Linked DNA regions of Mus musculus: region 1 is linked to region 2. A link is a contact called in ENCODE Hi-C data. All regions are on one chromosome and are shown on one strand. The core of a region is the stretch at or near the end of the contact, and the rest is flanking DNA. Distances in the headings are between cores, read along the strand shown. Region 1 holds the start of Pot1a (protection of telomeres 1A). Region 2 holds the start of Ndufa5 (NADH:ubiquinone oxidoreductase subunit A5).

Region 1 (2,700 bases), core at 198-2,697, 1.3 Mb before region 2:
TTAAGGAACATTTCCATGTAATCAGCTGGGGGTTTGGGAAGGATGGAAAGGCTGATGTTAAAGGTAAGAAAAGAAACATGTTTTTCCCTGGAGTATTGTTCATCCAATGAATATTTAGCTCCTAAAGCTAGCAGCCATTATATACAGTCTTGGCTGTAAAATAGAACCGTTATCCCTGCTCCTAGTAAACTTCAAATGTAGAAGAATGTGTTTAAATACTGAGAGAAAGTAATGAGGAGAACATGACCATGCACTAGGAGGATAGACGGGATTTGACTGTGGTGGAAGTGAATGTGGCACCAACTGGGTATAGGCTTTGTCTGAAGTCAGACACAGATCAGATGGGGGATTAATTCTGAAGCGAAAGCAACGCTTTGTGAAAAACACAAGTACAGCAGCTTATTTAACAGACCGGGAATTCGTAAAACAACAATTGTGCATTTCACTCAGAAAAAGGGTTGTTCTTCCTGGGAAAGGGGGACTTTGTTCACAAGCCACTTGAAATAAGCTTCAAAGTATGCTTATGTTTGTTCCTCCCACTCCCGAAGAATGTTAACCCGTTATTATAATGAAGCTATCACCAGCAATAACGGTTCTCTTGACCAGTATGTCACCAGTTTGGTTGATGGTTCTTGTTAATTTCTCTGATTCCCTGCTTGCTTATTGCCAAAGTTGCTGCCTCCAGGACCTCAGCTGGAGTTAGAAGAATCTTCCGGTTCCCTGCTCTCAACCAAAGTGCACAGGATCCAAAATCCATACAGTGGCTAAACTTAGCGGATAAATAGTATTTCACAACTGTGTGAAGTGACTAACAGTATGGATCTGGGCCTTATTATACTCCTCTAATGGGCAGTCCTTGAATTCCACTTTAGTTGTTATTCCTGGTTCACTTATATTTTATGAACACGGGGAGTGGGGAAAGAGAAGAAAGCTTTAGAAAATAATGGCAAGGTTCTTCAGTTTACCTGAAAATACCCCAGATGTCACCAAAGTGCTATAAAACAAATAACATCATCACCATCATGTATTTATAGCCTTGGAAAAGTCGTATTTGAATGTTTAACTTAGAATAAAAGCTTTAGCGTCAGGGGCTTCCAGTCGACAGAATGGAATCTGGAACCAGCCTGGTTTAGAATAGAGTTCTCACTTGCTACAGGATTTAAGACTCTTATTTTGGATTGTGTGGCTAGCCTTTAATGGCTGATCCTAAACTGGTCCGGCTCGCCCTGCAGGCTGGGGATTGTCTCCTTTGGGCAACCGGAAATCCGCGTGAGCCAAGGAGCGGAGGGGCAAGCAGCCTTGGTGGCTGAGACACAGCTTGCTGTGGCTCCGCCCTCTTCTTCCTCTTCTTGTTTACCCGGGAGTTCCCGGCCAGCCACACTGCAATTCTAGCGGAGTACGCATGCGTGAACTAAGCTGCTCGCGCCCGCGCGCGTGCATGACGTCACAGGCGCCTAGGTCCAGACTTTAGTTGTCCGCGGGTTTTGCTGGTGAGTGAATTTGGGGAGGTTTGGGTTTCGCTGCGGGCCGACCCTGGGTAAATATAACGAGGACTCTTCACTGCAAAATTTGGTGCAGATTTGCAGAAATGCTGTTACACGTACTGTTAGTGTTGACCGATCCCTATCGGGAAGAGACGTGAACAGATCCAAGTCCTCCCTCATGCTGCTGAGTGTTTTGGGGACGGTTGGTCTCTATTCGTTAAGCAGCGATGCTATTGAGTAGCCCAGGCAAGGAGTTTGAGAAGTTTCAACCTAGAGTTCACAGATTAACATCAATTGCAAGTTTCTCTTAGGATATTTACGAGTTTGAGGGAGGAGGCAACCAATGCCAGTTTTGAAATCAGGAAGCTTTTTGGTACAGTGTGCGTACACAATATTTTCATTGACAAAGGGGTTAAAGAATAAAACCCGTGCTTATCTCCCGCCCCCACGTCCAACATTTTAAGATACCAAGGTGAAGTTGGTGAAATTGTAACATCTAAAATCTTAGAAGTTTTTTAAATACAAAAGCTAAGTGGAAATCCAGCTAAGAAGGTTGTTAACTCAGAAAACATTTTCCTCCGAGAAGGAATACCCATACTTTATATTTCGTATCTTTGTAAGAGATTGGTTTTTATTTTTACAGTTACAACTGAGACTGAATATATCAGTTTACAGTTTTCCAGCAGTCACATAACGAGCATATTATTTTATGATACAATGGAAAACGTTTCTAAGGTCCAAGATAAATATATCTGACCATTATTAATTCCAATTAGTAATGTGTAGCAGTATGATATGTGAACATGAGATAGCTTTTTGGTTTCATATGTTAGATTAAGAAATTAAAACTGAGACTTTCAGTGTGACACAGTGTATTTAACCTTTTTGACAGTCGTGTATGCTGAAGAATTTGGATGCTGTTGTAAAACTGTTAATTTCATACTAGATGTTAGCAGGAGAAAGACATATAGAGGAACCTCCTCTGCCTCCTGTACAAAGAATATATAGGATATAGAAAGCTTAAAGGGAGAAAATCCAATTAGGTAAGGACAGCAATGAATGTAAGAGTTGATAAAGATTTGAATTAGTGATAGAAAGGTTAGGAAAAAATAGTCATTTAATGCTAAGTGAACAGTACAATTTAGTATTTTTTTTCTGTTGTATGGCATTTTGGTGTTGTGTGTATGTTAGTTTGTTTAATTATCACAAAGACTTG
Region 2 (2,949 bases), core at 165-2,664:
CTGTGCCCTGCTCATTCCTTTTGAAAATGGTCACACTGGACAATTTTACTCATTAATTTTGTTGAACCTCTTTCTGAACAAATGGTATGAGAGAAAATCTCCAAGTGGTTAACTTAATGACTCAAACAGGCCTAGTTAGGTTTTGGAGAGGGGTGTAAACTGTCTGGTTTGGCATTGTTATCACTTCTGGTACAAGCCAGGAATGATAAGTTATGTCCCTTCGGGCAAATGTCCTCACCATTACCTGGGCACCAAGACACTCTCTTTCAGTTGTTTCTCCTAGTTTTGTTTGTTTGTTTGTTTTTGTTGTTGTTTTGTTTTCCTCTGTTGAATCAGAACCCTGGATTTCATTAACTACCTAATTTTGTTAAGATGGAACCTCTCACGATAAAGCCTCTAACCACTGAGAAGCAGAACCACAGGCTCCAGCTCAGGTTGGAGGTTAGAGGGCCTGAAGAGCAAATTCTGTAAGATGTAGTAGGTCGAGAGCTTGGCTCTAGTTCTCCTGCCTCAAACTCCTCTCTGGCATTTTCAAACTTTCCTAAAATCCGCCTTTCCTAGAACTGGGACATTTACTCCTCTGGGTCGGCCATACAGTGCACTTCTACCACCTGCGAACCCAGAACATTCTATTCTTGCAATGTTTGTTAATGCATTCCTAGATCCCCTTCTGATATCACAGATGCCACGGGATGTGTCCCTTTATAGCGAATTCTACTGTCTCTAGCTTAGAATACCACTAGCAAGCTTTCATTCAGTGTGGCCCTCTACAACAGGTTGGTTCAGAAATCTACTTATTTTTGTACCGCATGGAAGCAATCCGTTTTGTAGTACCTCATAGCCTGGATCAGTCAAGTCTGTCTACTCTCGATGTCTTTAGCAAATACTGCCATGCAGACGCTTGAATCCAAAGTTACAAAGAACACATGCATCTTTTATAAAGCCATGATTCCACATTCTAGAACACACTCAACAATGACAGATGTTCTTGGGATCTGGAGGGACAGAGAACAGGGACTATGACCTCATAAACACCCACTGGAACAAAGACTACGACTTCATAACCTTTCATTCATCAGTCTCCTCAAGAGAAAACGGATGCATCAGATGGTTAATTCCACTTTATAATTTCCACTTATGAGTATGCATTCACACACGTGGAGGGAAAGCATTCTTCATGGTGCTCAGGCCTGCTTCCACCCTCATTTCCATAACCTGAGGAAGTCCGGGTAAAATAGCAGTCGAAGGCTGAGCAAAATCAAAGTCCCTGCAGTGACTACGTTGCAAGTTTTTCCGTAGCGTAGCGCTTTTCTTAACCTTTAGTACTCAGAGACGTCAGTCGGTCTCTACTACACCAAAGCCCTGCGTGGAGCCGCTTGTGTGAGCTGCGCAGGCGCAAATCTACCTCTCCTAGGTGGGCGGGAGCTGCCCCTACCCAGCCCGAGCGGTTGGAGCCAAGAGTGTTCTTAGGTGACTCAGGGGCAGCATCGACGCTCGATTGAGCGGGCTTGGGAAAGGTTCCCAGAGGGCTGTGCGCTGGAGGCGCTGGACGCTGTCATGGCGGGCTTGCTGAAAAAGGTGAGCGTGTGGAGGTCACCGTGATGCTGCGAATGGGGACCGTAGGCAGCCGCGTCTCCCTCATCGGTGGGCAGAGACGCTAAGAGGAGGGGTTGGGGGAGTGTTCCGCTGTCCTGGCAGGGGGCGACAGGGTGCGTAGTTGTGTCGGGAGGGTCGGCTAACCAGGGGATTACGGTAAACATCACGGTCCTGTTTTGTCTCTGCACAGACAACTGGCCTGGTGGGGTTGGCGGTGTGCGACACTCCACACGAGGTAAGTGCGACTTTTTGTGTCGTCCTTCTCAAGCAAGACTGTGATCGACCGAACTTGCCCTTGCAAGATTAACGAGACCCCCGTGAGCTCTGGCCTCCGGGGCAGCGCTGAGCTTCGCTGACCCCGTGGCATCCTTTTTGCAATGCCTCCTTTTGCCTTCGCCGTGACCTCTTAATTAAGACGCGTTTCTTCACGGCATTCTCTTAGCGTCAGTGGTGTGGAGTATTCTCAGCTCCCTTCAGAGTCGCATTTTCATTTTCCATCCTTTCCCTACCGACATTTCTGCCTTGCCTTTCGCACACTGGCTGACCCTGTCGTCCTCATGGTTGCCTCCTTCGGTATCCATTGGGGAAACATAAACAACAACCAAGACCAAACAAACCTAAACAAAACCACTGTGATTTATCCCCCCTTTCAGCAATTGCACCATTTCTTTCCTTCCCGTCTACACACATAACTCGAAAGCGTTGTCAGTGCTCACTGTCTCTTACTCCTTGAGTACACTTAAGCGAGGCCCAAACTTTTTTTTTTTAAGGAGTTACCAGTGATGCTAAATTTGCTAGTCAGTTCACATTTCTCGTAATTGTACCGAAAGTGGCATTGAAAATATCCTTACGTTTATTTATTTGTGTGCATGCCAGTGTTTGTCCGTCAGAAAACAACTTTCTGAAGTTGGCTCTCTCCTTGCACCTTGTAGATCCTGGGGATCTTTCAGGTCACGGGGCTGTTGGCAGGCACCTTTGCCCTCTGTGCCCTCACATTGACCCAAGTGAAGCATTTTTGACACTCTTGATAATCTGCATTAAGTACTTTGTTTACTGGATGTCAGAGCTTCGAAGTTTCTTAGTTTGGGATTTTTGTTTGTTTGTTTTATTGTTTATTGTTTCTTTCCCCCTAATTATTTGCCTTTTCCAGTTGTTCCTTCATTTCCCCATGTTGTAGTATTGAAGACCTAGCTCTTAGACAGGTTTTAGGTTTAGGTTGGCTCTCATGGGGTACAGACAACAGTTAACGTTTATATTTCCATATCAAGTACTGACCTTTTATAGTCATGTGTGTGTATGTATGTATTACACACATGCTCTTAGTTGACATCTTCACTTGTGTCAGGCAGCTAG

The links. Hi-C counts contacts between places; a loop is a spot of excess contacts on that map.
Region 1: a map of regulatory T cell shows a loop between it and region 2 (8-fold over the local background). The contact joins the promoter of Pot1a here to the promoter of Ndufa5 in region 2. A Hi-C loop is called at or near these places in 3 of 37 maps with a recorded cell type or tissue (T-helper 17 cell, regulatory T cell and v-Abl transformed pro-B cells).

Annotation. Positions count from the first base shown.
Region 1 is chr6:25,807,965-25,810,664 of GRCm38, reverse strand. Pot1a (protection of telomeres 1A) reads left to right here and starts at 1,447. Exons shown (of 18, transcript NM_133931.5): 1 at 1,447-1,490.
Region 2 is chr6:24,526,155-24,529,103 of GRCm38, reverse strand. It overlaps Ndufa5 (NADH:ubiquinone oxidoreductase subunit A5), which reads left to right and starts at 1,414. Exons shown (of 5, transcript NM_026614.3): 1 at 1,414-1,578; 2 at 1,787-1,831. The coding sequence starts at 1,558. It overlaps Asb15 (ankyrin repeat and SOCS box-containing 15), which reads right to left and starts at 960. Exons shown (of 10, transcript NM_080847.3): 1 at 835-960.